Linked DNA regions of Homo sapiens: regions 1, 2, 3 and 5 are each linked to region 4. A link is a contact called in ENCODE Hi-C or POLR2A ChIA-PET data. All regions are on one chromosome and are shown on one strand. Each heading gives the region's core, a stretch centred on a gene start or an enhancer-like site at or near the end of the contact. The rest is flanking DNA. Distances are from core to core; before and after follow the strand shown. Region 1 holds the start of C18orf32 (chromosome 18 open reading frame 32). Region 2 holds the start of ZCCHC2 (zinc finger CCHC-type containing 2). Region 3 holds the start of VPS4B (vacuolar protein sorting 4 homolog B). Region 4 holds the start of WDR7 (WD repeat domain 7). Region 5 holds the start of SMAD4 (SMAD family member 4).

Region 1 (4,816 bases), core at 493-2,992, 7.2 Mb after region 4:
AGTGAGCCGAGATCGCGCCACTGCACTCCAGCCTGGGTGACAGAGCGAGACGCTGTCTCAAAAAAAAAAAAACTGGTAGTTTTATATTCAGTACCTCAGGCCCGTATGATTATCTGCTGATGGCCCCACTTAGATGTACATAGCCACTTCAAAATGGGCCCTCTCCCCAAATCTAAGAAGCTTGTTTTCAGTAATTGATCACATTTAGTTCTTTTAAGTCAAGAACCTGAGTGATTCTGTACACTTCTTTTTACATCTAATGAACTTAAGTTCTGTTGATTTCTACCATTTAAGTATTTTTCCCCCTTAGTCCTTAACGACTAGGTTTCCTGCCTCCAGAATAAGCTGAAGTCCTCCAAGATGTACTGTGGTTTTCTCTAAGAAACTTAACACATTTTTCTTTCCCCAGATATCCCAGAAGAAACTGAAGAAACAAAAACTTATGGCACGGGAGTAAATTCAGCATTAAAATAAATGTAATTAAAAGGAAAAGAATGTTGGTTGTCTTTATTAGTGAACATATTTCAAGTGTCCTTACAAGATGGATCAAATGAGGATTTTTTAGGATTAGAACTAGAAACACAAGATTGTTTACCCTGCACCATTAAAAACCATTTTCATGGCTGGGCACAGTGGCTCATTTCTGTAGTCCCAGCACTTTGGGAGGTGGAGGCTGACTGCTTAAGCCCAGCCAGGGCAACATGTCAGAACCCTGTCTGTTAAAAAAAAGTAAGTGTGGTGTCACTTGCATGTAGTCCCAGCTAATTGGGGGGCTGAGGTGGGAGGCTGCAGTGAGCACTACTGCACCCCAGCGTGGGCAAGACAGAACAAGACCCTGTCTCAAAAAAAGTTTCATTATCCCAAAAGGAATTTGCAGTGGTTTTCTTTGCAGAACAATCCAGTATGTGAATATACCAGTTGATCATCCCCAGTTGGAAATGGCTCCATTGAGCATTGCCTTTGAGTATGATAACAGCACTCAGGCTCAGGTTTTGAAGCTTTTTAGGTTGATGCTCAACCTGTATCATTTCGTCAATTGATAAAGGGGTTTTGTTTTTGCTATTAGGAACGATGGTACTGTGAACGTTTGTGTGCAGATTTTTGTGTTTTCATTTATTGAGTATATACTAGAGTGGAATTGCTAGATCATAAGGTTACCTGAGTAAACATCTGAGGAACTTCCAAATATTTCCAAAAAGGCTGCACGCTACATTTCCACCAACGGTTTATGAGGGTCCCAGTTTTCACACAACTTCGCCAACACGTACTGACATCCTAGCGAGCGTCAGTACTTTTCGTTTATAAAGTGATGTAACTGCTTCTTTTAAGCAACTGACGTTTGTAAAGTTGGCCTTAATGTTAGTTTGCTCTGCCCTTGAATTTAAGAAACCAGCAAAACTAATAGCTTATCCACAGTTGCCTCAACGGCCTAGCTGCCACCTTCCGTGTGGGTGCCGCGCCGTTTGCACAGGCATCATCCTTTACCGAGATCCTGCGTTCTGGGTCTGGGTGTAGTCAGGTCAGGCTTTCTTCCCGCAGCGAAGCTTTTAGTTGGGCATCTGGGACGCGCAGGACTTTCGCGCTACCTGCAGGCCGCAGAGCCGGAAGCCTCGCCGCGCCCCTTGGGCAACACTGCTGCGTGCTGTGCGACCCCGGGTTGACGCAAGCGCGCCTTTGTCGTCCCCGTTGAAGGCGCCCATTGGCTCGGCTGCGGATCGTCCCTCCCTCCGGAAGTGCGGACATTGTCAGCTGCGTTTCCGCGGTCGCGGGTGAGTGTGCCCGGGCTAGCGGCCTGGGTTGGGCTTTGTAGCTGCTCCGCAGGCCCAGCCCGGGCCGCGCTCGCAGAGTCCTAGGCGGTGCGCGGCCTCCTGCCTCCTCCCTCCTCGGCGGTCGCGGCCCGCCGGCCTCCGCGGTGCCTGCCTTCGCTCTCAGGGTACCTTCCTTCCGCGAGCGCGCTCCTCCGCCCTCCGCCCCGCCCTCCCCTCCCCTCTGTCTGTATTCTTTGTCCACCACCGGCGCCCTCGGAGCTTGCATTTGCCTCTCCGATACTTTATATTGATTTTGTTCTTTTCCGTGGCCAAGTATCGGTTTCACATCCTTTCTATGACCTTCACCGTTAGGCCTCTGTTCTCGTCTCTTTTCAATCATTGTCATTGACTCAACCTGTCCCCGCTCCCTCTGTCTCCACTAAGATGACATGCTCAACTGGATGACTTGGAGGAAGGTGACTTTCCCTGTTATGCCTTCCCTATTTCGGATGGAGCCTCAGACTTTAACTGTCTACTCTGTTGTCTGGACTTAAGTTGAGTGAAAGAAGATTCCTCTGCAACAGCTTTAATCCGTTTTGCTCGCTTTGTTGGCTTGGAGCGAATAATTAAAATAATAATATCTCGTAGCCACCTTCTAGACTTTTCTGACCCAGTTTCCATATGTGTGAAGTAAAATATCTTACCGAAGTATTATTATGAAGATTAAAAGATAAGATACAAATAGGCTTCATTCCGAAGAGAGCTAAAAAGTCTCTTAAAAGCCGTAATTGTGGCGTAAGTGATTAGTAGTATTTGTCCTCGAGAGTTTATGTACATCGTACTGTGTGCGAACTTACTTAAAACACAATTGCAGAAGTAAAAATGAATCTTTATGATGGAGGGCCTGTCAGTCACTAAACTAGTACTGGTAGCATTGTCAGTTGTTTTGAAGGGGTTTCGTTGGTTTGGAAAGTTTGGTAAAAGTTTGGTAAAAACATGACCATTGTGTTTTTGGAAGAGGAAAAGGCAAGAGCATTGAGGAAAACCAGAACTGGAAATAATGGTCTTAGAAGCTCTAGTTACCAGTTACCTCTGTGAGAACTTTGGACAGGTTACAACTTTTGGATTTTTTTTTTTTTTTAATCTTGAGACAGGGTCTGCCTCTGTGGCCCAGGCTGGAGTCCAGTGGGCCATCATAGCTCACGGCAGTTTCGGCTTTCCTGGGCGCAAGCGGTTCTCTCCTTCCTCAGCTCCCCAAATACCTGGGACTACAGGCGCGTGCCATCACACCTTGCTAATTATTTAAAAAAAAAAATTAGGCCAGGTTCCAGTAATCCCAGCACTTTGGGAGGCCTAGGCGGGAGGATCATTTGAGCTTAGGACTTTAAGATCAGCATGGGCAACACAGTGAGACCTCATCTCTACTAAGAATTAAAAAATCTGTCGGGCATCGTGGCGCAGGGCTGTGGTCCTACCTACTCAGGAGGCTGAGGAAGGGGGATAGCTTGATTCTGGGAAGTCAAGGCTGCAGTGAACTCTGAACACAGGTGGTATGTTTGAGCCACTGCACTTTAGCCTGAGCAACAGAGCAAGACCCTGTCTCAAAAAAAAAAAAATCACTATTGCCCCAGCAATTGATTTTATTTTATTTTATTTTTATTTTTTTTTTTTCTGACACGGAGTTTTGCTCTTGTCACGCAGGCTGGAGTGCAATGGCGCAATCTCAGCTCACTGCGACTTCCGCCTCCCAGGTTCAAGCAATTCTCCTGCCTCAGCCTCCCCAGTAGCTGGGATTACAGGTGCCCACCACCACGCCCAGCTAATTTTTGTATTTTTAGTAGAGACAGGGTTTTGCCATGTTGGCCAGGCTGGTTTCGAACTCCTTACCTAAGATGATCCACCCCCTCGGCCTCCCAAGGTGCTTGGATTACAGGCGTGAGCCACCGCGCCCAGCCTCAATTTACATTTTTGTTTATAGCTCTTGCTTGTAATTCATTTCAAAGACATTCAGATTTGATTCTCTATGCCACCGTTTACCTGTATTGTGAATAATTTTTAAATGTCTAAGCATAGTGATGGTGCTGACTCAGTTGCCAGCAGATGCTACTTAATTTGCAGTATTTTGAAAATAAGAAATCTTTTTTTTGAGACGGAGTTTTGCTCTGTCACCCAGGCTGGAATGCAGTGGCATGATCTTGGCTCACCGCAACCTCTACCTCCCGGGTTCAAGCAATTCTTCCCCCTCAGCCTCCCGAGTAGCTGGGATTACAGGCCTGCTCCACCATGGCTGGCTAATTTTGTGTTTTTAGTAGAGACGGGGTTTCACCATGTTGGTTAGGCTGGTCTCGAACTCCTGACCTCAGGTGATCTGCCCGCCTTGGCCTCCCAAAGTGCTGGGATTACAGGTGTGAGCCACCACACCCGGCTCATTTTTTAAACTCTAAATAGACATAGTAGCAAGGGTACCCAACCTCACTGATTGAGGATTAAATGAGTTGTTATATGTAAACTGTCTAGCACCTACCAAATGTTGTTGTTTTTCCTTTATAATCAAATTCATGATTAAGGAGCAGTGACTGGAAGTTTGGAAGCAGGCACCTCATTATTATTCATGCCTACCACCTATTATTTCTTTATTTTGAGATGGAGTCTTGCTCTGTCACCTAGGCTGGAGTGCAGTGGTGGGATCTCGGCTCACTGCAGCCTCTGCCTCCTGGGTTCAAGCAATTCTGCCTCAGCCTTCCGAGTAGCTGGGATTACAGGCGCATGCCACAACACCCCGCTGATTTTTGTATTTTTAGTAGAGACAGGGTTTCACCATGTTGGCCAGGCTGGTCTCGAACTCCTCACCTCATGATCCACCCGCCTTGGCCTCCCAAAGTGCTGGGATTACAGCCATGAGCCACTGCACCTGGCCTATTTCTTTACCTTGTAGATAGCAGCTTTTTATTTAATAAAGTCTTTTTTTTTTAGCAAATATAATAGTATGTTTTAAGTTTTTCCTACACTGTAGAAATAGTCCTTTCGTGTGTGTGTGTGTGTGTGTGTGTGTGTGTGTGTATATATAT
Region 2 (4,820 bases), core at 238-2,737, 5.9 Mb before region 4:
GCCCTCTGGCGCTGGGAGCTGCCGGGTGGGGATTCCGAGCCACCTGCGCCGGGCTGGGGCTCGGGCAAGGGGCGTCCGAGAGCGAGGCCGGGGAGGCCGCCGGGGCAGCGATCGCACCGCGAGTCCAGGGAGGCTCCGTGCGCCTTACCTGGGCCCTGGGGCCGGCAAACTTGCACGGCTCTACCTCCACCTCCGCGTCCTCGGGGCCCCCGCGGAGCGCGGCGCGGAGCCTCTCCAAGTGTTCCCTCAGGGTGACCCGCTGGTGGAAGGAGAAAGCCGGGTGCAGCGAGGCCATGGTGAAGAGCAGCAGCAGTTCCTCCTGGGCCCTGGAGCCAAGCCCGCCGCCGACCCGGGGCTCCACAATGCCGCCTTCCGGGCCTGAGCCGTCCTTCTCGGCGTCCTGCTCGCCGTCGCCGTCCTCGCCGCGCTCGTCCTCCGCGCCGCCCCGCGAGCCCTCGCCCCGGGCCGCGCGCAGGCTTTTGAGCACCGAGTCCACCTGGGGTAGCAGGCGGTGCAGACGGCCAGCGGCCTCCCGGTTCTCCGAGCCCAGCAGCGCCAGGTAGACGATGAGGCGCGAGCGCACCGCGGGCTCTCGGAAGTCGGCCAGCGGCCCCGGGTCCGAGAGGCCGTTGGCCTTGGCCTCCGAGTCGCGCAGGTAGTGGTAGTCCTTGCGCGCCAGGTCCTCCAGGCACGAGCCAAGGAAGCGCAGCTCCAGCGGGTTGCACAGGTCCAGCAGCCCGCACATGAACTCCAGGCGCTGCGCCGAGCCCAGCACCAGCCCGAACCACTCGTATACCCGCTCCTGCTCGCGCAGCGCCGCCGAGGGCCCCCCGCCGCCGCCCGGCATACCCGCCCCCGCCGCCGCTCCACCAGCAACAGGCGGCCCGAGTCCCCGGGGCGGCGGCGGCGGCGGCAGAGGGCCCCGCGACGGGCCCGCGGGCGGCGGCGGCGGCGGCGGGGGGCGGCAGTCGCGGCGGCGGCGCGAAGGCGCCTTCGCGCCCGGCCGCGCGTCCGCCTCGGGCTCCTCCGCCTCGGGCGGCGGCTCCGCGGGGTGCGTTGGCTTCAGCGGCAGCTTCATCCTCAGCATCCTCGGCTAGGGCGGCGCAGACATGCGAGCGGGGGCGGGCGGGAGGGGCCGCGAGGTGGAGCACGGGCCGAGGCGGCGGCGCGGCCGTCAGGAGCGGGGCCCCTCCATGCCGCCGGGGGAGGGCCGGGGCCGGGGGCGGGTCTCGGCCGGCGAGGGGGGCGGTGGCCGGCCGGCGGGGTCGCTGGCGTCGTCTTCCCGGGCTGGGGGCGGGGCGTGCCCGCGACGGCTCCTCCCCCTGGGCTCCTCGCCGGTTCTGGGAGCCCGGGTGCGGGTGGGAGCAAGCGAGCGAGGGTGTCCTCCTTCCGCCTCCCTCTCTCCGCCGTCCGCGCTGAGCCGGGGCGGCGGTGCCTGAGCTGTTCCCTCGCGAGCCGGTGAGGACGGAGCGGCTGGGTGAGGAGGTGGAGCAGCCGGGCCGGGCGGAGAAGCTTGCGGGCTCCGCGCACCTCACCTCCGCCAATCAGCACCGCGAATCGACGGTGACGTCGCTCTCCCCGCCCCCTGGGGGGCCGCCTTTCTCCAGGAAGCCACGCCCAACTGCTGGCCGGCCGCCTCCCTCTCGGCGGCTTCCGTGCGGTCCTAAAGGCTGGTGCTCGGCAGGAGGAGGACGCGGGCTGGGGCCGTGGGGCGGCGTGAGGGTAGCCCGGGAGCGGTGAGGAGCGTGCGAGGCCCACGTGAGCGGAGGGACGCGGCCGCTCTCACCTTTCCTGAGGGCCCTGGCCCGGCTTTGGACTCCTGATTCTCCTCTGCTTGCCAGCTGCCGCCCCGCCTCCGCCAGTGGTGCCCGGGCTGCCTGCGCGGCCGGAGTGAACGCGTCCCGGGAGCAGGGGTTTCTCCGAAGTGAGTGCGCCAGCCCCGGGACGAGCTCGTTCGAGTCCTCACCGCCCAGTGCACTTCCTGAAAGCCGGCGGTGGGCTGTCTCCCACCTTGTGAAACTTTGCCAGGTGTCGCTCACAGGGGACTGGGTCCGGACGCGGGTGGCGGCGCTGGTTTGCGGCCCCGGTTTGCGGCCCCGGCGCCGCGATCCCGGGCCGCGCCCACGCCCAGGCTGGAGGCACCGTGCGCAGGTGGGGACGCGCGGCCGGGAGGTGCGCAGCGGGACCCGGCCGGCCGAGGGTGAGCGCTGCTGGGGACGCTCCTAGTCTGTAACGCTCTGTGAAAATTATTTCCTGGATAGTTTAGGAAAAGCCTCTCCCTTCCCCGCCCCTAAACCTCTATCTTTTGGGAATCATTGATTTGCTAAATGACATTTCGGTGCCTAACCCATTTTGAATCCTTGTTCTGCTGTGAATTTCATGTGACTGGAGGAATTTAATAAGCTACCAACTTGACAGGCTTTAAACTTAAAAAAAAAAAGTTTTGTTACGTTTTTCAGATTTAGGCTTCCAAGATGTTTACACTCGCACTGTTACTTTTTTTTTTTTTTTTTTTTTTTTTTAGCAACATAGTCCAAATTTTTAAAACTCAGCTGGATCTTTTGAGGGTTAATTAAAAGGTGGGTTAAAAAAAATCTTAAGACTTTAAATTTAGAAGTCCTACTACAGCTATGTAGTAGGAGTATGCAGAAAGATAAGAATCACATTGTAACTCTTTGCGGTGGTGCTGGAACATCTGTTGGGAGAGCATATGCTGAACTCTGTTCACCTCACAAGTTTATGTCCTAAGAGGCTCATTCACAGTTCAGTAAAAGGGTGAACTGAAGCCTGAATCAGTTTCGGGGATGAAAGGGTGAGAGGGAGAACTGTTTTCAGCACATTTGAGGTTGGCAAAATATATAAAAGTCACTCTTTCTTGTAATTTGCTAGTTCTTTACAGTCTTTAGATGTAATTTACAGCCAAGAAAACTTTATTATGAGGACTTATACGTCATTGCCCTTTTTTGCTGTCACCCTCAACTACCCTGGGATCTTCTACTCATATCTCATCTCCTGTTCCCACTTTTCTAAAGCTTAGGGTGAAATACTTAGGCAACTAGTAATAATATTAATCTTGCTAGATATTCACAGGTTCATAGTGAGCCAGCTGTCTAGATCTGGATATCTAGTGAGCAAATAAATTCTTTACCTCCGAGTTGATTTTTGTTTTATTGATCGATTGACACAGTCTTGCTCTGTCACCCAGGCTGGAGCACAGGCTCAAGCAGATCCTCCTGCCTCAGCCTCTCAAGTAGCTGGGACCACAGGCACGTGACACCACACCTGGCTAATTGTTTGTATTTTTTTGTAGAGACAGAGTCTCACCATGTTGCCCAGGCTGGCAAATTGAGTTTTATATGTGACGCAGTCAAAGGGGCATTTTCCTTGGCAATAAGAAGCCATTTGATATGAACTCTCCACAATAGTTGATGCATACATTTTATACCAGAATTCAAATTTGTAATCAATAATGATTACTTGGGTGTTTATAGCTTTGGCCAACATTAAACAATATAGTGATCAAAGCTTATACACATAAGTGACATATACCATGATTTAATGATTTTGGTTATCCATCAGCTGGACAATTTGTTGTTTATCTCCGTCTCTGCATACTGCAGCTCACAAGGAGGCCTCAATGTTTTTTCCATGTTACCATAAGTGAGAGAACACATTCAGTAAGAGTGAAAAAACGCTAGTGCTTTTGAGGGAGGGGCCCCGATGGAAGTCCCACTGTGACATGTGAGTTTTTAAGCTGGGAAAACTACCCTGATGATTCTAGTAAGACTCCCTAGAAAGGGATTCCTCTTAGCCAGCCTACCTGTTGAGAACACCTGCTCTAGATTTTCTGATTTTTTTTTGTATTCCCTGCATAATCAAATCATGTGGGCCAGATAACATTATTGTGATAGTGGTGAGTGTGTGGTTTGTATCCAAATATTTTATAAAGAAATATATCTTGTAACAAAAACCAGGACACAAAGTATTATTGTCTCTTGTCCCCAGATGATATATATATTTTTAACTTCCCATACTACACTGATGTACCTAGATGATGTTTAATGCACATTCAGTATATTGTTTTATTTGCCTTTTTAATAGTGAAAGGTGTCATTATTCATATACCATGCCATACCGTAATATAGCTGGTATTATTGTCCAAGTATTTATATGTAACCAGAAAACTGATTCCAAGTGAAGGTTTGGATGAAGGCACTAGTGACGGAGGAGGCTTTTCAACCCTCCTTTTTGCAGCTGGGTTGCTGCAAGACATTTCACCAAAACCTCAGATAACTGGGTGGTTCAGGGCAGCCTGATACACTAAAATATATCAACTATAAAAAGGATGCCCAGATACGTCCACTTCTACTTCAGATATCCTGAAACAGGCAGTCTGATTCATATCAAGAATTTGTTCCCTATGAGACCCCTCTCCCACTACACCTCCCTGTTTCCTCCATTAGAATATAAATATCTTGAAGTCACTGACCATGTTTTATTCAATGTTATGTTTTCTCATCTGGCACACAGTAGATGTTCATCCATATTTGTTGAATAAATGAATGAATGAATGAATGAACAGTGCTCCCGTAACAAAAAGTAAAGGCCAGAAACTCTTGGGTCACCTGGAACCTTGTTCCTACCTACCAGGGAAAAGAAAACATGTCTCAGCATTATCAGACTAGCCCTGAGATTCACTCCAGTTGAATTGGCTGAGGTTCTATGGCCATTCTTGATCAGTCACTGGGGCCAAGGCAGTGAATCAACTTCAGAACCATATGGGTCCCTTCCAAGGAGACCCAGGGCTGTTGGAGAGGGGA
Region 3 (4,496 bases), core at 151-2,650, 6.8 Mb before region 4:
GGAAGAAAGGACGGGTAGATGCAGGGCAGAGAGAGGGCTCTGTGCTTCGAGCCTGGATGATACAGATTTGGCAATACTATTCTAAGGAGAGACCAGAGAAAGAAGTTTAGGGTAGAAGGTAATTAATTAGAGTATGTTGAATTTGTCTTGCAGAAAAACCCTGTGAAGGAAACCTCTGGGAGGCTGTTGTAAATGCTGGGCTGGGGATGGGGTGGGTCTAGAGATCCAGATTTGAAGCAATTTCTAGTCTATTGATAGCTGAAGCTCAAGAAGAGAGTTAGATGAGCAGAGGTGAAGAGAGAAGAGGACATCAGACTCTTGAGTAAATTCAGCTTAAGCTCAGGGAGGAGTAAGAAAGGGAGACAGTGAAGGAAGCAGATAAGGAATATTGGGAAGCTGGACAAACAAGAACTGGGTAGTTGACAATACCAATGAAGAGGGAAGAGGAGAGGACTTTAATTCTTTCGGAGATGCCAGATGAGAAAAAATTAAGAAATGAGTGAGAAAAAAATGATGGAGTGATTAAACATCTATGTTGCTTTCCTTTGAGAATGTTAACTATGAAAAGAAGAAAAGGGTGGTGGTGGCTGCAAACCATAGGAAGGCTGAGAAAGGGTTTTACTTTGGTTCTGCCTCTAATCCCTGACGCATTCAACCTCCTCAAGCCATTTGCTTGTAAACATAACTGGCATAAATAATATCTGATATGCCCATTTTACAGGACAAGTGCTTCCCTCTCAGACCACATACTCGAGGACAGCGGCCGTCCACGCCTTATTTACATTCATCTTCCCAACACAACAGTCATTTGGAAGATGCCGAGTGGCGTGGGAAGAACAAGCGGGAACGAGCGCCGACCCGCCCGCGGCCTGACTGCTAGCGCACCGCTGTGCGGCCGCCTCACCGCGCACTCCCTCCTGAATTATTCACCACCGAGACGAGGACGGTGATCGCCCCCATTCCACAGAGGACACGGAGTGAAGGCGCAGTCACAGGCCCAAAGCCCCCAGTCGGCGGGTCTTGGAAATGGACGACTTTTTCACTCAAAAGCTACGAGGCAACAAAGCATGTGGATGAGGAGGGAAGGGAGCCGGGGCCAATAATTCATCTCAAAGTAAAAGACGTCCCCGGGGGTGGGGAACAAACAAACAACAAAACCCGGCTCTGTGCTTCCGCGCTTGCGCTCTCCTAGGTCTGCCAGGCTGCCGCCCGCGCCTAGGCCAGAGTCTCAGTGCGCCTGCGCCGAGCCCGACTTCCGCCAGGGCTCGATTGGCTTCCAGGCTACTTCTCCCGGCCCAGGGAGGGCCTGCGCTGTGGCTAGAGAAGGGAGTCTGGTGACTGGGTGCGCGTGCTGATGACGAAATCGGAAGTGCCCGGAGCAGAGGCGGGACCAGAACCTAGAGGGCCTCGGGATTGCGGAAGTTTGGTGGGGAGGGTCGGAGCTCTGGTGGAGAGAGTGTTGTCTAAAACAAGTTCCGGAAGGGAGGCTGCCCTTCGCGGTCCGAGAACCACCGGCCTCCCCAGTTTGAGGGCTGTTACCCCGTGCGCGCTTCGACGTTGCTGCTGTTGGCTCTCCTCGCCCCTCGTTCCCTTGGGAACCGCCTGGGAACTCCGCCATGTCATCCACTTCGCCCAACCTCCAGGTATCATTGCTCATCTCCCGTCCCCCTAGGGAGCTGGGATCGAGGGGAGGCGCGAGAAGCGGGTGGGGGGCGGGGAGAAGGGAGGAAGCGGCCGCGCCTGTGGTCGAGGCGCAGGAGGGCGGGTCCGGGGACCTGCAGCAGGTGGGAGAGGGGCCCGTTTTCCAACGGAAAGGTCGTTTCTGGCCCGCTCTTGGGGTCTCCCGAGCTACTGGCTTTGTGAGACTCTTCACTTTTGTTGACACTTCCCGCTTCCAAACCAGCCAAGATCTGGGCAGGTTTCTCCAATCAGGGTTAACGGAGAAAGAAAGAACGTAATTTTTGCAAAGCCCTATTCTGGACCAGTTGAAGATAGGGTGGTCATAGTTCGGTCTTAGTTTCTCAAGCTGACAGCAGACCCCTTCATTCTGAGCTGTCAGGTGAGTAGAGATATGGGAACAGACCAAGAATCTGAGATTACAGCCAGCCTGCATGCAATCTCCGTGAAGTCATTGAATTTATGTGCACACTCCTGTGGCTCCCAGATGGTAGTGTGTAAGATCGAGGAGTATTCTTAAACCTCTGTGTGGCTCCACTTCCCCTCCTCTACCGCAATGAGCACAGTGTTTTGTACACAAATCATGGAATCTTAAGATTTTAGGCTTAATCGTTAGTCCTCTGTGGAATGGAATTCGTTCAGAAAAGAAATTTCTTAATGTAATGGTGTCTCCCATCCCCAGAATGGATCTAGGGCTTCAGTGGCGTTTAGAATGTAATGTGGCTTAATGTAGAGGACTCCCAGTCCAGTAAGTCAATAAGGCACAAAAGAGTAGCCTAAAATACTTGTATTGAGTCCCCGTCGTGGACTTCCGGTAGTTTGTTGAACAAGCAGTTATTGGAGTGCCTGACAGAGGCATCAAAGGTAATGGAAGAACTCCTTAACCCATGATAATTGATTCTGAAGAAAGACCACTCAAAGTAGACCCACTTAAACAGAGATTAAAATTTCACACACACATACACAAAAAGAGTGGGAAAGGAGGCTTGCTTGGGACTTTCATCTTGAAAATCGACCTAGAAGATTATTAAAATAATTGTTATCTTTCACAAAATATTATAATTGTATAATTGCAACAATGACTCATTTTGTGGAATAAGTCAAGTGTTGATTTGTCTGTGTTTTTTTCCTTTTCTTTTCTTTCTTTTTTTTTTTTTTTTTGAGACGGAGTCTTGCACGGTCGCCCAGGCTTGAGTGCAGTGGCGTGATTTCAGCTCACTACAACCTCCACCTCCCAGGTTCAAGCGATTCTCTTGCCTCAGCCTCCTGAGTACCTGGGACTACAGGCACCCACCACCACGCCCAGCTAATTTTTGTATTTTTAGTAGTAGAGATGAGGTTTCACCATGTTGGCCCAGGCTGGCCTCTTGACCTCAGGTGATCCGCCTACCTCAGCCTCCCAAAGTGCTGGGATTACAGGCGTGAGTCACCGTGCCCGGATGACTATCTTTTTCACCAAGGTTGTATTAAACTAAGATTCAGCAATCTTCACTTGAGTTTTTTGTAGCTTTTTGTAGTCCTATTTGGAAAGGTTCTTTTTGGTAAACGTATTTGGAAAAAGCGTTGGTCATTTGGTAAAAGTATTTTTCCCTTGAGTATTAAAGGTGACTCTTCTGAAGTGCCCATCTTGTCATCGTTGGCTTTTTAACAATTTTTATTCCACCAGCTTTTCATTTGTCAGAGACTTTGCATGTGATTTCGATACTCTACAACATAATCTTCATCATTTGCAGGTTTTTGTTGTTGTTGTTTTGAGACAGTCTTGCTCTGTTGCCCAGACTGGAGTGCAGTGGCGTGATCTTGGCGCACTGCAACCTCCACCTCCCAGGTTCAAGTGATTCTTGTGCCTCAGCCTCCCGAGTAGCTGGGATTACAGGTGCCTGCCACCACGCCTGGCTAATTTTTTCTATTTTTAGTAGAGACAGGGTTTCACCATGTTGGCCACGCTGGTCTTGAACTCCTGACCTCAAGTGATCCGCCCGCCTTAGCCTCCCAAAGTGCTGGGTTACAGGTGTGAGCCACCGTGCCCGGCCCCAGAATGCATCATACTTGAATTGGACTGTTGGCTGTTCTTCAGTGAATCAGCCAGAGACTGACCAACATGAAAGGCATAATTGTTACTCTTAAGCAGGAAGGATCTTGAATTGTAATTTTGTTAGTGGTAGGTTCACATGTGTGCTTTCTCATTCAACCTTTTCAACCTTCTAACCTAGGAAATTTGGATTAATATTCATGTAGTGATTAACTTCCTGCTGAACAAGGCAAAAATCTCTGTGGCCAGATGCTTATAATCTAATGAGGGAATGCAGATAACTAAAAATCAAAATTATATAATGTAATAAAGCTGCACAGTATTCTCCACTTCCCTGTGGTTTTACTTTCCACAGTTTCAATAACCCGAAGTTAACCTGGGTCCAAAAATTTTAAATGAAATATTCTAGAATAAATAGTTCATAATTTTGAAACACTATGTCACAATGCCTGTGTCATTCACTTCAGTTCATATCATGACGTAGGCATTTTATTATTTCACATAATCACAAGAAGGTTGAGAACAGTGCAATAAGATGTTGAGAGAGAGAAACCACATTCACATCACTTTTATTACAGTATATTGTAATAAAATGTACTGGGCAAGGAGGCAAGGTCTGTGGGATGGGAGGCGGTAAGGGGCCAAATTAGTAGAGTATCCATTCAAATGAAGTGGAAAGGATTGATCAAAGGAGAAAAATTGAAGATGGAGAAGAGTCAAGCTTGTATCTGCATTTATTTTTTTTTTTTTGAGACAGAGTCTCACTCTATTGCCCAGGCAGGAGTGC
Region 4 (4,967 bases), core at 709-3,208:
GAGAATCGCTTGAGCCCGGGATGGGGAGGTTGCAGTGAGCTGAGATCACGCCACTGCACTCCAGCCTGGGCAATAAGAGCGAAACTCCATCTAAAAAAAAAAAAGAAGAACGAAAAATGCAGGCAGGGGAGATGCCTTGAACAGCCCATTGAATTGAGTAAGATTAACTCCATCCTCTGCACCTGAGGTCCAAAATGAACTTTAAGGACTCATACATCTAATAAACATCACACCACTAAAGCTAAATGTCATCCTACCCCTCTCACGAAGAAAACACAAAACAAGCTCACTACTTTGAAGATTTTCGATGCTAAGTGTGTTACATGGAGAAACCACCCAACTTCCTTTAACTTCAAAACGGAACATATATCAAAGATAAAAGGAAACTGTAAGATACAAGGGTCACTACCCCTAAAATTTAAGTTAAATTCTTACAGGGATATTCAAACCAAGCCAAGCCCAGTCCCTTTGATTCACCCAGTCACCGAGATCTTTTAAAATTTAGTTACAGGTGGCAATAAGAAAAAATAAAGGGCATACTCTCATTTTTCTCTTAAAGTATTTCTCTGAAACACTCTTAAAATAAGGATTGGCAGTAAAATAAATGAATTTTCTACCATAATCCCTAATTGACATTAATAATAAAGCATTAATTATATTTATAGTGGTTCGTTTTCCCAATTTATAATAACTAATATGTATTGTTCTGGATGGAACTAGACAGTTTTTTATTCTTTGTAATAATGAGGGCATTTCAACACATTATGTTCACTTTTAAGCTGACCTTCATACAGCCACGAGTTTGTTTATAAAGCAAGAAGCAGAGTCAAACTAAAATTTTTGTTTTACAAAATGTCAAAAACTCAGTTAATTTCTTTCATACAACAGGCAATTCCTGCAACCTTGCCCATAAAATCCTAAGACATAAACACCTGAAAGAGTCAGTTTGCCTTTTTTTGTCTCATGGCAAATATTACAGTGAGAGGAAGCTATAGCTGCCACTGACCGAACCCTAAATTCAGCAGCATCAACAATATCAATGCAGCCTGTCATGCGACGGTAGGTTCCCTAGTTTCAGACTATCTAACCCAGCAAATTCTGCCTCAAAAAGTGACATACTAAGTGGGTAAAAAACATAAAACAGCAATTTTTGAATCAAAGTTAGGGTAGTGCTGACTTCAAACATAGCTTCAGAACGCTGGGACCCATCACTAAGTGAATGGGAGTGACTGGCATCCGCTCAGACAAGTACTAGGGCAAAGGGATAAGAACTGGCAGATGGCATCTCAAAAATGAAATTCTAACAGTGGTGTCAGTACCTTGGGCATGGGCAAAAATAGTACCAACAGGAAAGGAAAGACTATATGAACCCCAAAAGCAAGCACATCGCCCAAAATTGCTGTCAATAACCACCAACGATCATCACCAATCACCTGATCCCGTTTAGATTGCACCTGGGAACCAGGCAGTCCCACCTCAAGACCAAAGCAACTGTCACAAGTAGCAAATATCACTCACCAGGCAAGGGAGCCACAAAGACCCCCGGCTGGCCCCCACGCTCTTGGTAACGGCGCCTACTTTTGGGCCCGACCTGCAGGCTTGCAGCCGCAGCGATCTGACAGCTAGCACCGCCCCCGGCTAGAGCGGGTTTGTGACCTTTGACCCCTGACCCCTGACCTCCACGGTGCAGGAACATCCCGCCCTGTGGTTTCCCATGGAGAAGCTTGAAAGCCCCCTTACCTGTCACAGCTTCATCTCATGCCGCGATGTAGCCTATCAGACCGCCGGTGGGCGCCCCAGCCAAGGAGGACAAGGATAGGGCGGAACTACGGAGGATGCGGGGTGCGTAGATCCTGCTGGGATAATCCGTGGGGCGGCAAGCGCTATACAGCCGCCGTCTCCCCAGTGATACTGCAAGGTGCCGGTGCCGCCGCCGCCGCCACTGCAGTAAATCAGCTGACACCAGCCCCAACTGCCGTGACTTTCGCTGCAACTGTCGCAAAAATGAGGGGGCGGGAAAGACTCACCATTTCCCTACTTGCAAGGCCTAAGCCGGCGCCGAGAGAGCCAGCCGCGTTACGATGGAGACCGAAAGTGGAGAAAAGGCCAGCTGTGGGCAAGGAGTGCACGGCCGCCATCTTGGTTGTGGGAAGTCTCGTCTAGGCTGTCCTCTCTCCAGTTGGGAGGACCAAGATGGAGCGAAGGATGAAGTAGCAAGTGCACGTCTTTCTTGGGAGCAGGATGTTGCGCAAGTTTACACTTCTGACCCCATCACACTGCTTCCCACTGAGATGCAAGAGGTAGGGAATTCCCTAAACACTGGAAAGTATGTTGGATGCTGGAAAGCTAAAAAGAATGACAAATGTCCCCCAAGATAGATAAGCTATAGTATAGTGCAGGATGAGAAATGCCAAATAAGGAGCAAGGAAGAAAAGAGATGAATTATTTCTAGGTTGGGGTAAGGAAGGATAATCACATTAGGTCATATGGAAGTCTAGAAAAATTGGTCAGATTTGGAATAATAATTGGGAAAGGAAAACAACTTTGTCACCAGCATTGAAATGTAAAACATGAATATATGCAATAAATAGAAAGTTAAATTTGGAAGAAATACAAGGGACGTGAAGTAGGTGAAGTGGGAAAATGTGGTATCAGGGCTTAGCTGTTTCTGCTCCGTGAGCGGCTCCTTTAACAGGCAGTCTATGCCCTGGAGCTCTCTTGTGGGTTGATAGAGACTTCATCACATTCGGCCTAGACCAGGTAATAAAAAAGTAACATGGAAAAATAGAATAATGTAGATAACAAGAGGCTTTTAGTGGCCATATAAGCTTTTTGGTCTTTATTCCAAAGACAATGAAAAGTAATTGAAGACTTTTGACTAATAAATAGTGTAGCACTTTTCCTAACCACATGGTATTCAGGTTTTTAAAATTGCTTTACAACAAATTATCACAGTCTTAGTGTCTTAGTGGCTTAAAGCAACACATATGTATTGCCTCACATTCCATGGGCAAGGAGGTCAGGAACAGGTTAGCTGAGTCCTGTGCTCATGCTCTCACAAGGCTACAAGTGGATGTCAGCCAAACTGCAATTCTCATCTGGAGGCTCAACTAGGGAAGAATCTGATTCCAAACTCCTGTCAGCTCATTCAGTTCCTTGTGGCTGTCTGACTAGGGGCCCTGGCTTCTTACTGGCTCTGAACTGGAAGTGGCCATCAGGTCCTAGCAGCCACCCACAGTTCCTTACCACATGGGCCTTACTAAAGGCTCTCTCGCAACATGGCAGCATACTCCTTCAAAGCTAGCAAGGAGAATCTCTCTACTGAGCACAAGAAAGGAGTCACACAGATATAGATACAGCCATGGATATGGACATGGACATAGATATGGAAATGGATGTAGATGATAACCTAAATTAGGGAGTGACAGCCATCACCTTTGCCATATATTATTGGTTAAAGTAAGTCACGGGTTTTATCTGTACTCAAGGAGAAAGGATTATACAAGAGTGTGACTTATCGGGGTCACTTAAGATGGGCCAGCCACAAATATTAATTTGGCAGCAATGTGCCATGTAAATCAGGTGGGAAATACAGGGAAGCAAGGAGACAAGTGAGATGTCGTCATTGTTGTTGTAACCAAAAATGTATGGTTATCACTGCAAAAGAATCATAAATGAGACCCACAGGATAAAATCGGGAATTTCACCATTTTAGAGGCATATATATATATATTTTTTGAGATGGAGTCTTGCCCTGTCACCCAGGCTGGAGTACAATGGCACCATCTCAGCTCACTGCAACATCCACCTCCTGGGTTCACGCAATCCTCCTTCCTCGGCCTCCCGAGTAGCTGGGATTGCAGGTGCACACCATCACACCTGGCTAATTTTTTTTATTTTTAGTAGAGATGGGGTTTCACTCTATTGGCCAGACTGGTCCCGAACTCCTGGCCTCAAGATTGGCCTGTCTCGGCCTCCCAAAGTGTTGGGATTACAGGCGTGAGCCACCACACCCAGCTTTAGTGGCATTTTTAAAACTTAAGTACTACTCTGTCCTTAAAATTTAGTAGCAGGCTGGGCACAGTGGCTCACGCCTGTAATCCCAGCACTTTAGGAGGCCGAGGCAGGCAGATCGCAAGGTTGGGGGTTTGAGAATTTAGTAGCAAATTACCCTACAGCACACCAGTACCTTCTGGACTTCTTAAGCTCCAGGTTAGCTCTGCAAAAGGCAAGGAGGCTTGTTCTTCCATTTTACAAATTTCAAAAGAGGGAGATAGCCCAGTGGCCTAACAGTGACTTTATTGCTACTGTTATTTTCGGATCACTTCATGCATGCTGTTATTTTTTTCTCATCGAGGTTTTCAGTCGTAGTTTGGTATTCCCCATGGTGCCTAGTACTCAGCTAATACTCCCCTTTCCTTCCTGGACCCTCTCCCAGAAAAGTCCTATCATGGTCGATGGCTTTATTTTAATACCAAATGGCAAAGAGGCTTAATAAGGGTTTTTTGCATGATTTTTGTGTAATTAAAACTGTTTTGTGCAATTAAGAGATTCCTTTTGCACTTTCTCACATGACATAAAAGTCAAGTGTTGATACTTCTCTTTTTTTCCTGTCTCATGACTTCCATGATTCAAACCATTTCTTTCCAAGTAACAAAATGTCTTTTTCTAGAAACATCTCTAGTTACTCCATACTCAGGCCTTTTAGGAAGGAGTGAAGGTGATAAGGTTTAGGGTGTTAAGCCTCCTCACAAATGAGGGTTTCACAGCCCCCCTCACCAAACCAGCAAGACTAGCAAGGGAAAATTAGAATAGATAATGAAGGAGGAGCTGATAAGTCCTAGTGGTAGCCCTGGTCACCAACTGCAGCAACAGGGCTGTAGATCGTCTACTAACCTCCCTCTTCTAGGTTTCCCATAAGGAAGAGAGGGTGACCAGAAACCTGGAGGAGTTGCTCCCCAAACCTG
Region 5 (4,569 bases), core at 1,553-4,052, 5.6 Mb after region 4:
AAGAGAAATCCAAACATATATAATGACCATTGAAATGGCTAATACAAGATGCTTAAAGAACCACTCTAAAAAAATCGCTGGATTAAAAATGAAAAAAATGGTTAGTCATGAACTAGAGAGGGACAAAATGAACTAAGTTTAAACATCGACAAAACAACATGTTTTCACCAAAATAGGCAAAAATTTAGACAAGCCGAAATATGCAGTTTAAATATAATGAACCCTACAGATTCTGTAGGGTTAACCTCCCTAGCAGAGGCCTCAGTAACTCACACCTCAATTAGAATAGTGTCTAATGATGTTACTATAACACTGGCTCAATCAGAAAAAAACTGCTTCCAAGTGGGAGAGCTGGAGTGTGACTGGGCAGCATAAATTAGGTTAATTCTCGCTCCTTAATTTGCGGGGAGAAAGAAAAACTGAAGGGGAATACAGAAAAAGAATTCACACACAATCGCTCGACTAAAATGTAGCTTAAGAAAGTGAAGCAGAGGTTTTTAAAAGTAAGATTTGCTGCTTCCTAGTAGAGGGAGAATTGCTTCAAACAGCAAAGCTATCATAAAAGATCAATCATTCATGTAAAACTTATTCCAAAATATTTCAAAGTGACTTTCTCGGCACAAATTTTCATTAAGTCTGAAAAACAGATTTGCAGTTTGGTTTTTTCTAAACTCAAGATTTACAATGAAGGCAGTGACCTAAACAGAAACATACACTCCCACTTCAAAAATAAAAAAAACGAAGATGCAATACTTCTTTAAAACTCGCCCAAAAACCTGGAAAGCAAAGAAAAAGCCACTTCTATTAATAGAGTCACAAAATGTTATAACGACTTTTATCAAAAGAAGCTTTTAGTTTTAATTCCAACAACTTAAACCTACATAATTCACCATCGTCTTTAGACCTAAAGCTACTCCGAATTACAAATGCTTGGTCCATCTCTATTACATTTGTTCTGTAACAAACCCATTTAAGTAAACAAAATCATGACAGCATTATGGAAGAAACACTAATTTTAAAAACCGTATTTTTAAATGTTAATCATTTTACAGTTTGGAATATTATGTACTAATCATATCAGAACTTTCCAATATAGAGAGAGTAAGTCCTTAGCATTAAAAAAAAGTTACATTTTAGAACTTCCTAGATTTCAACTGAAATATATATTATCTAGTCTCTGCAGGGTATGGCAAAAGTAATTTATGAAATCCACCATAAAAATTATTCAAATGCCTTGTTCTAAATCTAATTACGAAATTACGCATTTTTTTTTTTTTGATACTAAATGGTTTTTGCCAGCAAAAAGGAGTGAACCTACTTCTTAAAACACCCGAGTAACCAAGCTGCTACTAAGACTAGAAGGATGCTAATTCTGGCAAAAGTCAAAGGTTACTAACAAAAATTAGCTAAGATTATATGTTTGCAGAAAGTCAATTCAGGGTAATTCCGCTATTATCCTGTTGTGTTTATTATTCCTAAATAACTGGCAATTCCACCTTAAACTACGGTGCAAAAACTAAATGCATTAAGAAACTAATTGGGAAATAAATGTGTTTTTTTAAATAAAAACAAACGTACTTAGGTTTTTGAAGGGAAACAGCTATCAATCTTCAACAGGGCTTTTTAAAGCCTCTGCACCAGCAAATAAACCTTTCAGGTTAACTAAACACACTTGTGTCTTTGAAAATCTAGTTTGAGAAATCCTAACAGCAGTTTGGGACAAGTGATGGAGCCACCGCCCTCCACCCTACACCAATTTCACTGTCAGTACATGCAGTGCTAACAGTAAGATCAGCTGTGTCTTTTATTAGGAAGCATGTTTTATTGGGGGCAAGGAGGGGTTCAGTTAGGTGCTAAGAATGTGTCCTGCATACCGCTGTCACTCTCAGTACTCAAAAAGTAAACATATCAAAGCCAGAAGCGTAAACTGGCATGACAAGACTAGGAAGAGAAAGTAGGGGACAAAGACAAAACAGAAATTGGCTGGAGAAAATAAATTTAGACAAACAATTTACAACTTTCACTTAGACCCTAAGGCAACACATTCCAGCCGACCCAACGCGCTCAGCCGGGGCGACCGTGAAACTACTGAGAACAACAAAGAGGAGCGGCGGCCGCGGCAGGAGTCCCGTCCGAGTTTAACTTGATTCTCCCACGAGCTGCAAGCGGAGCTGGGGGCCCGAGGGACGCGAGGCACCGCCGCCCGGCATTCAGCCGGCCCGCCCGGCCCGGCTCGTCAGGCCGCCGCGGTCGCCCTCCCAGAGGATTCCGCGCGCTCCCAGCCGCCGCCGCCGCCGCCGCCGTCGTCGGGAGCCCGCCCCGGGGCGGGGAAGCCACAGGCGGGGTGCGCGGGCCCGGCCGGGGGAAGGGGAGGGGACATGGCGCGGTTACCTGGGCTCGGGCGGTGGCGAGGGGAGTCCGCTCTCCCGCGCTGCTGGTCCGCGGACGCACCGGGCCCGTAGCTTTCCCCGGCGGCCCGGAGAGCTCCTCGGCCCCCGCCCCGAGGCGTCCCGGCCAGGCCGCCCCTCCTCAGCGCCGCGCCGCTGCCCGCGCGGGCCGGACCGCCTCGAGCTCCCGGGCCGCCCTGCGGCGGGGGGCCTCTCTCGCTGGGCGCCTGGCTCCCCTCACCCGCTCCCACCCCCTGGGCGGCCGCGGAGCCTAGGGGAGAGCAGGAAGGGCCTCCCGAGGAGAGCGGGAAGGCGCGAACGCAGGCTCCGCCACCCAAACCGCTCCGTTACCGCAGCGGCGACGACGACCAGGGCCGTGTTGTTGCTGCCAACTTGTCGAGAAGCCACTGAGCATGCGCGCGCGGGGACCACATCCGGGTAATTTCAGGGTTTGGCCCTTTTCCCCCGCAGCTTTCCTTTCTCCCGGCTGCCCCCGCCTCCCGCTCCGAGTGACGGGGAGGGTCGCTCTGCGCAGGCGCCTACAGGGCAGCGCCAGCCGGCGGGCGGCTCTGAATCTGGACCTGGGCCTGGGCCTCAGCGCGGGCGGAGGCGAAGGCCTGTTTGAGGGAGTGGTCGCCGGGGAAATTGGCATCTCGTTGCAAAAAAGTATCCAAGGAGCGCGGGAGAGCTCGGCGTAGAGTGGGCGTCCAGTAAGTGTTTATAAATAGCTATTAGCCCGGCCTTTGTTGTTTTTTTGTTTTGTTCTGTGTTGAGGACCTGCGTAGGCACAAAAATTGGCCTTCAACAGCCAGTCGACAGCTCTGGGGAGAAGGTGGCTAGGTTGTAGGAGTTCACTTCGGGAAGAAACAGACGCTGGCGGCACCTTCCTTCTCTTTCTGGCAGCCCCGAATCACGAGCCCCAGAGGTGTTTACACTCGAGAGACGCACAGGACAGTCAAGGAATCACATATTGAAGAGCCTTGCCAGGCGTTGCAAGTGTGAGTGGATTTTGTTGGAAGAGATGTAGGCGCACTCTCGGAGCTGGAGGCGAACTTCGAATCCTACGACACACCTGTTAACTAGGTTACCTGTTTGTTTGGTGGGGGAAGGCATAGGCTCTGCTTTTGACTTTATGCCTCTTTTATTTCACATTTTTTACAAGACGCATGCATTTCTTTTTCATTTAAAACGCATTAATGATTTATTTTCACCAACCAGGAACTACTTTTAGTCCCTCCAAAACCAATGATTAGCCAGTTCTAAAGTCATTTCTTAGGTCACGTCGCCCAGAAAATCTCTACACCCACCGTACGCCTTCGCCACTCATACTCAGTGCTTCATTCTATCCTCCACATCACCGCCTGGGCCATTCCCTCTTTGACCAGAAAGCCCCTAAAGCTCCAAACTGGTGTTCTCTTACCCCTGGGGTTTATGGAGACCAGTTTTAAGGGAATTCATTTCCACATCTTCCATTGCTATATATTCTATTTTCTAAACTTGCCCAGCTTGAGAAAGGAGCTGAGGACACAGCATCCCCTTTCAAAACTGTCCTCCCACCTTACAGAAGAAAGTCAAAATTCTCACCCACTACTAAGGTGCATGGGATCAATGCAGAACCTCCCCAGCAATCCAAAAGGGACAATTCAAAAATCGGTATCTATGCTGAGAAAGTAAATGACCTTAGTGAATGGATATTAAATTATTTTTCAAGTCAGATAGTTTTCAAATCTTTTCTGTCAACAAAACTGAAGGAAGATCTGTCAGCTGATAGATTACAAAACATGATTTGGTAACAGATCAATATGTGAATCTTAGGTAATATACCTCAGAAGAAGTTTTTAAGAAATTGAGACATTGTTATAACTAAACTTCTTCTATTCCGTCTGTATTAGTTACCTATTGCTGTATAACAATCTCACCACAAATATAGAAGCCTAAAACAACAAACATTTATGATCTTACAGATTCTCTGAGTCAGGATTCCAGGCATGGCTTAGCTGGGTCCTCTACAAAGTGAGGCTGGAACAAAGGATCTGCTTCCAAGTTCATGTGGTTGTTGGCACCATTCAGTTCCTTGCAGGCTACAGGACTGAGGGCCTTAGTCCTTTGCAGGCTGTTGGCTGGAGACCCCCTCTGTTCCTTGCCATGTGGTGCTCTCCATAGGGAAGCTAACAATATGGCA

What was found. A loop is a pair of places that touch in the nucleus more often than their neighbours do. ChIA-PET counts read pairs that join two places held with the same protein, here RNA polymerase II (POLR2A). Pooled maps may share reads with other maps.
Region 1: a pooled map shows a loop between it and region 4 (16-fold over the local background). The contact joins the promoter of C18orf32 here to the promoter of WDR7 in region 4. A Hi-C loop is called at or near these places in 8 of 50 pooled maps.
Region 2: a pooled map shows a loop between it and region 4 (11-fold over the local background). The contact joins the promoter of ZCCHC2 here to the promoter of WDR7 in region 4. A Hi-C loop is called at or near these places in 7 of 50 pooled maps. POLR2A ChIA-PET finds 5 or more read pairs at or near these places in 2 of 52 experiments (activated B cell and activated T-cell).
Region 3: a loop to region 4 is called in a map of ascending aorta, with 10 times the contacts of the local background. The contact joins the promoter of VPS4B here to the promoter of WDR7 in region 4. A Hi-C loop is called at or near these places in 1 of 168 maps with a recorded cell type or tissue (ascending aorta) and 9 of 50 pooled maps. POLR2A ChIA-PET finds 5 or more read pairs at or near these places in 1 of 52 experiments (naive thymus-derived CD4-positive, alpha-beta T cell).
Region 5: a loop to region 4 is called in a pooled map, with 10 times the contacts of the local background. The contact joins the promoter of SMAD4 here to the promoter of WDR7 in region 4. A Hi-C loop is called at or near these places in 8 of 50 pooled maps.

What each region holds. Positions count from the first base shown.
Region 1 is chr18:49,484,160-49,488,975 of GRCh38, reverse strand. It overlaps C18orf32 (chromosome 18 open reading frame 32), which reads left to right and starts at 1,742. Exons shown (of 3, transcript NM_001035005.4): 1 at 1,742-1,933. All of the region lies in intron 5 of RPL17-C18orf32 (RPL17-C18orf32 readthrough), which reads left to right. It overlaps RPL17 (ribosomal protein L17), which reads left to right. Exons shown (of 7, transcript NM_001035006.5): 7 at 410-495. The coding sequence ends at 457. MIR1539 (microRNA 1539) reads right to left here and starts at 1,603; the gene lies at 1,554-1,603. RefSeq lists an enhancer at 1,684-1,843 and a silencer at 1,884-2,013.
Region 2 is chr18:62,519,692-62,524,511 of GRCh38, reverse strand. ZCCHC2 (zinc finger CCHC-type containing 2) reads right to left here and starts at 1,487. Exons shown (of 14, transcript NM_017742.6): 1 at 149-1,487. The coding sequence starts at 1,087. RefSeq lists silencers at 1-203, 1,094-1,593, 1,624-1,893, 2,124-2,233 and an enhancer at 205-778.
Region 3 is chr18:63,419,380-63,423,875 of GRCh38, reverse strand. It overlaps VPS4B (vacuolar protein sorting 4 homolog B), which reads left to right and starts at 1,400. Exons shown (of 11, transcript NM_004869.4): 1 at 1,400-1,643. The coding sequence starts at 1,617. RefSeq lists an enhancer at 1,233-1,532.
Region 4 is chr18:56,648,350-56,653,316 of GRCh38, reverse strand. WDR7 (WD repeat domain 7) reads right to left here and starts at 1,958. Exons shown (of 28, transcript NM_015285.3): 1 at 1,741-1,958. RefSeq lists an enhancer at 1,838-2,227.
Region 5 is chr18:51,028,446-51,033,014 of GRCh38, reverse strand. SMAD4 (SMAD family member 4) reads right to left here and starts at 2,802. Exons shown (of 12, transcript NM_005359.6): 1 at 2,392-2,802. LOC107985152 (a long non-coding RNA gene) reads left to right here and starts at 2,921. Exons shown (of 4, transcript XR_007066370.1): 1 at 2,921-3,097. RefSeq lists a silencer at 2,188-2,767 and enhancers at 2,573-3,191, 3,048-3,217.